Linked DNA regions of Homo sapiens: region 2 is linked to region 1. A link is a contact called in ENCODE Hi-C data. All regions are on one chromosome and are shown on one strand. Each heading gives the region's core, a stretch centred on a gene start or an enhancer-like site at or near the end of the contact. The rest is flanking DNA. Distances are from core to core; before and after follow the strand shown. Region 1 holds the start of SAMD8 (sterile alpha motif domain containing 8). Region 2 holds the start of ZNF503-AS1 (ZNF503 antisense RNA 1).

Region 1 (5,269 bases), core at 2,115-4,614:
GGACCGAGCCATTAGGGTCCAAAGAGAGTCCAACCCCAGCAAGCTCCAAGTGGGGTCTGACTCCACAGCCCTATACCCAGAGCCCCGCACTTTCTGGTGGCTGAGCCGGCGGTGTGTGTGTCGGGGGATCTTTAGACCCTCTTTGCTTCCTCAATGCATCTGTCCCTGCCTTGGCCAGGACAGGAAGGAAGGGATTGCTTCAGCCCTGGAACCTGGCTGCCCCTCCCTTCTTGCCCCATGTCCTCCCACGCATATCCGTCCTCTACTGGCTACCACCTCATACCTGCTTCTAACCTACAAATGTTTAGAGGCAACACCTTCTCTGATTCACCTTCAGTCAGGCTTCTCCACCGTCTGTATCCAGAGGAGGGAGGCTGGGCCCAGAAACAGGGGGCTCTCTGTCTACCTTATCTCATGCCCCAAATACTATTTCCTGGGCCTCTGCCTCTACACTTGACAGTTGTCCTGGAAATGTTTCCTGGAACTCCTGGGAGACTCCCTGCTTTCAGGCAGGCGAAGTCCCTGCTCTCCCTGGTGGCCATACCTGGTCACTGCACTGACCTCAGCACCCCCGGGGGTCCTGGAGAAGGTCCCTGGCCTGGGATGGTCAGAGCAGAGCTATTTCTCCTTGTTTCCACCCTCCTGTGTCTGGTAAAGCGACCAAGAACTGCCTCTCCACGTCCCCACCCCCATGCCCCTTGGCCAGCTACCACTCACGCATCTCCTATGAAAAGGTTGGGCCAAACTTCGTCCACACGGCTGCAAGAAGACTTCCCTGCCCGCAGGAGCTCCTCCAGCTCCAGGATGCTGGGGCAAGGCGTGGCTTTGTCCTCTCCCCCCAGCTCTGGGAGAGAGGTCTCAGCCATGGGCCAGCCCGCCCACCCCTCTGCCTCTGTGGTCACTCCTCTCTGCCTCTCCAGTGTCATTTCTCCTTCCCAGAGATTGACAGGGACAGGTGACAGAAGCAAGTGACTCAGCAAGTCACAGGGGCCTCTGGAGTGGACAAGACCTTTTCCTCCCCAAGCCTCCCCCCACCCCCAAACTCCATGAGAACACAGAATCAGAGAGACCTCTGCAAGTCAGCTACCACCCTGAACCTCAGTTTCTTCATCTGTAAAGTAAGGATAATCACACCTACCTCAGAGAATTTGAGGATTAGATGAAACAAAGGACATGCTGGGTCTGACACATAGTAGGTGCTTAGAAACATCTGTGGAATTAGTAGATGTAGAGCCCTGCCTAAGGCTATTAGGTTCTGAGGACTGAGTTAAAGTAGAGATCCAGGGTGCAGAGGAGGTGGCTGGTTCCAAGGATGAATGATAGAAAGAACTGAAAGAAGTGTACAGTCTAGGTGGGCCACAAATTGGGCAGGAGCTGGATTGGATGTCTGTTGGATGAGTCTCTGAATTACGGAGGTCAGGGACAGTTTTCTGAGTTGTAGAGTCAGAGAAATATGGGTAAGAGACATGGAGAGCTTCCTTTAAAGGGTGCCCACAAGATTCATGGGGGGAGGGGGAAGGTGTTTTTTTTTGTTTTGTTTTGTTTAGACAGGGTCTCACTCTGTCACCCAGGCTGGAGTGCAGTGGCATCATCTTGGCTCACTGCCACTACCACCTCCCAGGTTCAAGTGATTCTCCTGCTTTAGCTTCCTGAGTAGCTAGGATTACAGGCATGTGCCACCATGCCACACTAATTTTTGTGTTTTTAGTAGAGATGGGGTTTTGCCATGTTGGTCTGACTGGTCTTGAACTCCTACCTCAAGTGATCAGCCTGCCTCGGCCTCCCAAAGTACTGGGATTACAGGTGTGAGCCGCCGTGCCGGGCCAATGGGGCAAGGTTTGAACAATGGTCCTGTAGTGAAGATGGCTAACTTCTCAGAAGAGAAGGCTGAAGAGGGCCTTGTATGTCAAATGGGGAGACGGGAGGTGAGTGTTGCCCTAGACTTTGAGAGCCAAAGGGGCTAACTGTCATCAGAAACAGTGGGAGGGAGATTCCTCTGCCTATAAGGGCTTTGGGTCCCAAAATAGAAACTGAGAAAGGTCAACCTGTCCTTCTGCCAGAGCTGGTTATCAGCAAGAGAGATGAGATGTCTCACCCTCTCTCATGTGACTTCTCAGTGGCCCTAATGGAGCTGGGAAGGGTATGAGCTGCAGTGGGGAGGTTCCCAGCTGCCCTTGGCCTTAAGACCAGTTTGAAGGGAAAGGCCACACCAGGGCATCCCATGGAAGCAGTCTACACTCATGTCTATCCCATTCAGAACCATTGAAGTCGGCCCGGCACTGTGTGGGGAGGCAAGACCAAGGAGGGGCTCGTGTCCAGGTTACAGCTGGGTTTGGACTTGGTTTATGCCAATGCTAGACCTGGCTTGGGAGGAGACCTTCCCTCAGGGTGGTGCAGCATGGTGGAGTGAGGAAAATACAGGATCTGATGTTAGAGAGATTTGGGTTGGAATATCAGTTTGCAATATGTCAGGCAGTATGTTTCTTTACTTTTCTGTGCTATAGGATCCCCCTTGCAGAATTAGCACTAGGATTTTTTTTTTGAGATGGAGTTTGCTCTTGTCGCCCAGGCTGGAGTGCCATGGCGTGATCTCGGCTCATTGCAACCTCCATTTCCCGGGTTCAAGCGATTCTCCTGCCTCAGCCTCCCGAGTAGCTGGGATTACAGGTATGCACCACCACGCCCGGCTAATTTTTGTATTTTTAGTACAGACGAGGTTTCCCCATGCTGGCCAGGCTGGTCTCGAACTCCTGACCTCAGGTGATCCCGCCTCAGCCTCCCAAAGTGCTGGGATTACAGACGTGAGCCTCCGCTCCCGGCCTTAGCACAAGGATTAAATGAGATGTTTATATGGCGTTTGGCATAGACACTGTCAAAGAGTAAATGGGCAATAAATTATAACAATGATCATTGGGGGCTGGCTATTGGAGAAGAGCTGGCTCTCTCCAGAGGAATTCGGATTACCTCCTTCTAGGCCCTAACCCCATTTACTGATCCCACAGGCCCCGCCCCGGCTCCGCTAGCCCCGCTTCCTCCTGTCGCTTTGGCCTCCGGCATGACGCATGCGCCCTCGGGCTCCTCCGCGGCAGCATCTCGGTTCTCCTCTCGGGCCCATCTGGAGCCTCGCGTCTTTTCCAGTGTGGGCCCCGCCCCCTGCCGGTAGAACCCCGTCCCCGGCCGGTAGGGCCCCGCCTCCCGAAGCAGTTCCGGTTCGGCTCCGAGCAGCTGCCGGCGCGGCGGTGACGGCGGCCGGGACGATGCCTGCGCGCAGTCGCCACCGCCCCCGCCTCCACTCCGGCTCCCCGCCCCGGGCTCCGCCCCCGCCGCTTGAGGCGCTTCACTCCGGCGAGGCGGGGAGGGCCCCGGACTCCGACGGCGGCTCGGACGCCGACTCGGAGGTGGGTCCGGGGAGCCCGACTCGGACCGCGGAGGTGAGCGGGAGCTGAGGCTGAGGAGAGGGGAGCTTGGGGGGCGCCTGCTGCCAAGGGTGAGTGGGGAGTCTGGGATGGAGCCGGGGGCTGCCGAGGGACCGCGACCTGGAGGGGCCCCGGGGAGACGGTTGAGGGAACCGGGATAGTCAGCTCTGGAATGGAATCTGAAGCAAATGGAGGTTGTCGAACTGAGGGCCTGAAGGCTGAGGGATAAGTGGAGGCCGAGGAACGAGAGGGAGAGAGCGAGAGGGGGAGGCTTGAAGAGCCCAGAGCTTGGGGGCTTTTGAAAGCTGCGCAGTGGGGGAAAAAGATCGAAGGTCCTGCGGGAATGTGGACCCGGAAGAAGAGATGCTCTGGGTTTGGCAGCGGGGATGAGGAGTCAGAGGAGCAAGACCTGGGCCGGTGTTCCCTTCCCAGGGCGAGGGAGGGCGATCGGGGCTGGGACTGGAGCCCTCTCATGGGGTTCTCCTCTTACGGAGCCCTCTTATCCGCCTCCCACCCCGGGTGGGGCTGGTGGTGATGGAGGGCAGGATTTAGGTTTGACTAGAAGGAGGAGGGCTGTTGGATGGGAAATCGTCTGGCCTCAAGGGGTGAGGGAGGCACTGAAAAAGAGAAGTGTGGTCAAGAAAGAAAAGGAGCCCTTGGGGATCTAATTTTGGGCTTTGGCATTTTTACAGGTGCCTTTTAAAACATCAAAGATCACTAGGGCAATGTACTTGGATCGTGGGGCTTTCTCGTTCGTGCACAGTGGATCATTTTAAGAATCTTGGGTGGAAGGGGCGGTGTGAATCACTGATTTGCCTAAAGGACTGGGGGAAGTAGTGGAGAGGAAGTGATGTTTGAAGAAGGTAGTGGAAGACGTGATTCTGAAAATGAAGATATCATTTGGATTTATTGACAGTAATGGTGTCCTTTTTTTCATTGTAATTTTTTCGTAGCTAAGTTTAAATACCAGACATGTTAAGATCCTAAAAATTTACTATATTACCTTTAAGTTTTAAAAACTTGAAACAAGACTTTGGATACTCAGATTTTAAAAATTAAACTTGAAACAAGAATTTGGACACTTGGATTTTACAGATACTCAACATGGACTGGTTCCACTTTCAAAGTTTTAAGTTGACACATGTATTTGCCACATAGTAAATGTATGGTCAATGCAAGTTTCTGGGTGAAGGGGGCACAGTGAACTTGCCACAGTCTAGGCGCAATACCAAATCTTCCTCTCACTGATAACCCCAGGATTGGACTTATCTCTTGAAAATTGGAGAGGTACCTTTGACTGATTGGCAAAACCAATATTGAAATACTATTTTGCAGGTATTGTGTGAATAGTATTTTTAGTAGAGTGATTTGGAAAAATAAGGACAGAGGATGCTTGTAGTTGGCAGCCAACACAACTGGGACAGGTGGGTATACAGATGCTTTTTATAGAAGACATAGTTCCAAAACATAATTATGCCAGAAAAAGAATGATTGCAATATTTATATTCACTTTAGTAGAGATAAATTGACTTCCTTTTGTGATTGTTAAGTCATAACATGGTTCCATGAAGTCTTTGACTTTAGCCACATGTCTCATATGTTTTACAACTTTTTATGTGATTATAGGTTTGTAAAGTTGTTGGCCATTTCTTTTCTCTTCCTTCTTTTCTTTTCTTTCCTTTCTTTTTTTTTTTTGAGACAGAGATTCGCTGTGTTGCCCAGGCTTAAGTGATCCTCCCACCTCAGCCTCCCAAGTAGCTGGGAGTAGCTGGGACTGCAGGTGGGCGCCACCATGGCTGGCTAATTTTTGTTAGCATCAAGCGTTTTCTAAATGCTTGATTAAATCTAAATGG
Region 2 (5,559 bases), core at 1,467-3,966, 180 kb after region 1:
GCATGTGTGTGTGTGTAGGTTATGGGGAGTTTTTCATGATGTTTTGGAAAGTCAAGGAGTTTCTTCTCTCCTCAAAAGCCAAGAATGGAAAAAAAAAATCTCCAAGAATAAAAGGAGGGAAAAATAACCCTTTGCATTTGGAGAATGTAAAGAGATCTGTAAGCATCCTAAGGTGGAGACTTCTGTTGTCATGCTGTGGTCCAGGAAAGTCCTGGACTTGCCCAAATTCTCATGGCTGCGACTAGAACCCTGGCTTTTACTGCCAGCCCAGGGCTCTTCTCTGAGCCCTCAGGGACAGTGGGGAGTGGGCCTGGCAGGGGTGGTCTGTATGTGACAGGAGTGGGGGAATGCCCCACCTTCACAAGGACGCAGTAGAGGCTCAATCCTAAAAAACACAGCCCAAACCAAGTCCAGAGAGGATTTGGAGGCTCCGGGGAGGAGCTAAGAGGTTACCAGCGTCTCCTTTGGGAAGTGGGTGAGAGTCCATCCCACATGCCTTATCTGGGCAGATCTCATTTCCTGGTGGAGGAAAAGGAGGAGATCTTTGTGTTTCTCCTCTGTTTTTTCCCTTTCAGACAGACCAGACATCAGATCTCAGTCAGATAAATCCAGCTGAAAGAAAGGGGCTGAGGCCAGGGCTGGCACAAAGAAAAGGATCCCTTGCCAAAGTCACACAGGAAGATACTCCAAAAGACCCTCGCCCAAAGAAGAGGGCGGACGGGGTTCCCCTGGAGCTCCCTTTCCCTAAGGGCCTGGCGTTGGGCTTTCGATCCTAGTTCCACATGAGGTTTCATGTAAATGATTGTATTATTATTATTTTTTTGCATGGGTGAAAAGTCACAAATTATTAACGCTGAATTTCAAAGACTGCAGTCTTCTCACTCTGGGGTGGCATCTCTTCACTGTTCAGGCACGGGCAGCCTCACAGAACGGACGTGGCCCAGACCTCACTTGACCTCTGAGAGGCCCTGAAGGCAGTCGCCCAAGGGCAGGGGCAGGGGACAGGGCGGAGGGGGAGGACACTGAGCGGAGCGGGGAAGGAAGAGAGAGGAGGGGTGGGGAAGGAGAGGAGGGGCGGCGGGGAGCCCGGAGAGAAAGAAGGGAGACCCCGGAGAGGAAGAGGGGGAGGCCCGGGAGGGCGCGCGGAGGGGGTGTCAGCGAGGGGCCGCCTGTCAGGGTTCTATCTGCGCGATGATTGATGCGGGCCCGGGTTTTTCTGTCAGCCTGTCACGGCGCAGGAATGTTTAATGTTCTCATTATTGGTTACGCTGTTGTGTATATTTCTCTGTCAGCACCGCGGACCCAGCTGAACTGGCAGAGCACTTCAAAGGCCTACGGGTCATTCATCATCCCCATGACGCTCCGGCAAATGCTCAGCTTCAGCCCCGCGCCAGGGATTTGTTATGACTTGCGAGCCGCCTGACAGACAGGGCTGCGGCGGCCGGGAGGGGACGCGCGGGAGGCGGGCTCCGGGCCCTTCCTGTCACGCCGGGCCCGCGACTCCGACTCGGGGGGCAGGCGGCACGGCGCGGGGCGGGCCCGCCTGGGCGACCCCCGGGAGGGGTGGCAGGAGGAGGCAGGGGCGCGCCCCCTCATGGGCCCCGGGGCGCCCTCACACCTCTCCCTGCAGTCCCGCCCTCCTCCTCCTGGCGGGCGGCGGCCTCTCCCAAAGTTGTGCCGCAGACCCAGAGGTTGAGGGGGGGAAAAGCGAAACTTGCAACCGTCCAGGGCCAGGGAGGGGCGGGAGCTGGGAGCGAGAGCAGGAGAGTATCGGAGCTTTGTTTCCTTTCCCAGGCCGTGACATGATTAATCGTTTTCTTCTGATCTAATTTTGGAACATGAAAAACAGCACATTTGTCTTGAAGAAAAATGATGTGCCGAACTGCGCAGATGGAAATTTCGAGCAATGAGAAAGATTAAAGTGAAACCCCACTCCTTAGACCTAATCATGAGTTGTAGATTATTCTGTCGGCCCAGCCAGATGGTAGCTCTGATTCCACAGCCCCTTCTTATATTAATGAATACTCGACTGTTATATTTGACTTAGGTAAGTGAAATGTCTATCAGAGCTAATGGACTGCCAGCCAGCATAACACATGTTGTACCGCTAAGGGTCCTTCTGCATTTTTCATGTTTTATACTAATGTAGAACATTTTGTTTCCTACTGTTTTTCATCATTGTCACTGTTTGCTAAATATTTTCACATGGAAGGGGGGAGAGAGAGAGACAAAGTCAGGAGGAAAAAGAACCCCCCTCCAAACTTGTGTCCAAAGCTAATTTCCTCCCGTTGGGCTTGGCTATAACTCTACAAGTAAAACAGTCACCCCGAGCAATACGTACAGGAACTCAATAGTAACGTGATTAAGTTCCTAGTCAACAAGACTACACTCGACTGTATGTTAACAAACCTAATTATAGCCCCGTGGTAATAAATTGGGCCAGGGCCCTGGCTGCACATCTCTGAGGTCATGTCTAGGAGAGCTGTTTGACCCTCTTGTCTCAGGGAAGAGAATTGTCCTGGAGAGGGGTCCCTGTCTCAGCATGGTAGAGGGGCTGTTTTCTCCCTGACCTAGTTGTCCAGCCCCTGGGAGGATGGGTGGATGCCAGGAAGCATTTCAGAGCGGAAGGTCATCGGCATGAGAACTGGGTATTAGGATTTGCTGGAGGAGACCGGAAGGGCAGTGGCTTCTGAGCCATTGGCCCCTTTCACGTTGTGAGTGGCATCAGGATGTCTGAGAGGAGAGCATGGTGTTTTTGCTTCATTGGATCCATGCAGGTCTTGGAGGGTGGTGGCCCACTCTTTCTGGGCCAAGTAGAGGGTGGCTCAGACACCCCCCCTTCCTCCAGGCTTCTCATCTGTAACTGGTGAAGCCCGGAAGAGCTTGTTGTTCAAGAGGAAATCTTGTGTTACTTCTTTATGAAGGACTCCAGCCTGGTGGAGATGAATGAGTCCTGAAGATGGAATCGAAGCTGTTTGGGCACAAGTAAGCTGGAAGGGGTTGAGGGACATTTTCAAGGAGTGATGTCTTGAGAGAAAAATGGAAAGAAATCCACAGGCAGAAAAGAGATATCTAGATATGAAAACATGGGGCAGGGGGAGGGAGAGAGAGAGAAGAGAATGCAGAGAAAGAGAGAGACATACAGGAGAGGACGTGTAGGTACCAACAGAGGAGATGGCCCATGAACTCAGAGGAGAAACTCTTCTTGCCTCAGCCAAAGTGAGCTTCCTAAAAAGCCATTTTGACCCCTGCTAAAAATTCTCTCCTGGCTGTGATTCCTACGGGAGTCAGTTGCAGTGTCTTGGCTGGGAATAGGTGAGCCTCTCCATCTACCCCCAGTTTCTCTCTCCAGCCTTATCTCTCACTTGTCCTCAACTGTGACCTTGCCCTTCTGCCACATGAGCCTTCTTAGGATCCCCAAGAGTGCCAGCCTCTTTCAGAACAGTGTGATTTTATCTGTGTTTATTTCTGTCTATCCTACTCTCCTGTATTCTTTCCCTGGCAAACTCCTACTCATCCTTCAAGACTCAGCTCTCAGATCTCCTCCTCTGTGACATTTTCCTGACATTCCCAGGAGGCATTATTCATCCTCTGACCCCCACCCCCGACTCTAGCTAGGCTGCATTGAAAAATGTCTGTGTTTACAAGTCTCTTGCTCTACACCTTCCTTCCTCTACAGCTATTCCTCTGCTCATTCGTTTACTCATTCAAGAAATGTACATTAAGACCTTACTGTGTGACAGATATTGTTCTAGACACTGGGGATTTAGCAATATACAAAATCCCCTGCCCTTCTGGAGGTGTATTTGTGGATTTCATTCATTTCAGTAGCTGTATTTGTGGATGTATTAATGAGGCTCTTTTATAGTAAGAAACAGAAACTTGCTCAGGCTAGCTCTAGAAATGGGTATTACTGTAAAATGGTGGCAATAAGGAAGGCAGAAAATCTCACAGAGACCCAAGAGCAGCTGCACAGCTGAGCTTCACAGCTTCTGTAACTCGTTAATTGGCTCATTCATGGCCCTTCCTAGGCCCATGTCATTTAAGAAACTTTTTATTGTGATATGAAATACATACATAAAAGTGCATATATCACAAAAGTACAGCTCAATGAATTTTCACAAACTACAACCCATAAAGAGGTGAAGAAACATAACATTCATTACCCCAGTACCTCCTATCCTCCTTTATTTCATTTTTAAGATACATTCTCATCCCAGCTTCTCCCCAACTGTTTACCATGTGATGTTTTGATTTCTGTTTTCACTGGATTCATTTTATAAACAGCTTTATTTAGGTGAAACCTACATACCGTAAAATCATCCATTATAAATGAACAATCCAATGATTTTTTAGTAAGTTTATAAAGAGCAACCATGATCACAATCCAGTTTTAGAACATTTCCATCATCCCAAAGAATCCTCCTGAGTCAATTTTCAGTCAGTACTCAGTTCCAGCCCCAACCCCAGCCCCAGACTACCAGGTTTTACGTTTAGGTCTGGGATCCATTTTTTAAAAATAATTTTACTAAGATATAATTCACATACTGTAAAGCCTACACTTTAGAAGGTAAAATTATGTGTTTCTAATATATTTACAAAGCTGTACAAATATCACCCCTATTTAATTCGAGAACATTTTAATCACCAAAAAGAAACCCCATATCTATTCATAGTCACTCCCCACTTTTCCCTCCCTTTAGTCCTGGAAATCACTACTCTCCTTTCTGTCTCTATGGATTTGCCTATTCTAGACATTCCACATGAATAGAGTCATATAATATGTGGCCTTTAACGCCTGGCTTCTTTCACTCAGTATAATGTTTTCAAGATTCATCCATGTTGTAGTATGTATGAGAACTTCATTCCTTTTTATGGCCAAATAATATTCCATTGTATAGATTCACAATATTTTGTTCATCCATTCCTATACTGATAGACATTTGGATTGTTTCTACTTTTGGCTCTTATGATGAATAATGCTGTTATGAACATTTATGTACAAGTTTTTATGTGGCCATGTTTTCAGTTCTTTTGGGTATATATGTAGGAGTGGGATTGCTGGGTCATGCGCTGACTAGGTTTAACTTAAAATTTTTTAATATAAATTAAAAAATGTTTTATTTTTTATTAAATAAACAGAGATGGGGTTTCACCTTGTTGCCCAGGCTGGTCTTGAACTCCTGGACTCAAGCAATCCACCTGCCTTGGCTTCCCAGAGTGCTGGGATTGCAGGCATGACCTACCATGCTTGGTGTATGTTTAACTTTTTTTTTTTTTTTTAGACAAGGTTTCACTCTTGTTGCCCAGGCTGGAGTGCAATGGTGTGATCTAGGCTCACTGCAACCTCCACCTCCCGGGTTCAAGTGATTCTCCTGTCTCAGGCTCCCAAGTAGGTGGGATTACAGGTATGTGCCACCATGCCCAACTAATTTTGTGTTTTTAGTAGACATGAGGTTTCACCATGTTGGTCAGGCTGGTCTCGAACTCCTGACCTCAGTTGATCCACCCGCCTCGGCCTCCCAAAGTGCTGGGATTACAGTTGTGAGTCACCATGCT

What was found. Hi-C counts contacts between places; a loop is a spot of excess contacts on that map. Pooled maps may share reads with other maps.
Region 2: a map of ascending aorta shows a loop between it and region 1 (4-fold over the local background). The contact joins the promoter of ZNF503-AS1 here to the promoter of SAMD8 in region 1. A Hi-C loop is called at or near these places in 2 of 168 maps with a recorded cell type or tissue (ascending aorta and gastrocnemius medialis) and 12 of 50 pooled maps.

What each region holds. Positions count from the first base shown.
Region 1 is chr10:75,108,292-75,113,560 of GRCh38, forward strand. SAMD8 (sterile alpha motif domain containing 8) reads left to right here and starts at 3,365. Exons shown (of 6, transcript NM_001174156.2): 1 at 3,365-3,431. It overlaps DUSP13A (dual specificity phosphatase 13A), which reads right to left and starts at 866. Exons shown (of 3, transcript NM_001007271.3): 1 at 718-866. The coding sequence starts at 866. It also overlaps a transcript of DUSP13B not described here. RefSeq lists enhancers at 2,175-3,124, 3,125-4,073 and a silencer at 3,112-3,451.
Region 2 is chr10:75,293,667-75,299,225 of GRCh38, forward strand. It overlaps ZNF503-AS1 (ZNF503 antisense RNA 1), which reads left to right and starts at 2,717. Exons shown (of 4, transcript NR_038226.1): 1 at 2,717-2,985; 2 at 5,286-5,408. It also overlaps a transcript of ZNF503 not described here. RefSeq lists silencers at 1,418-1,527, 1,548-1,597.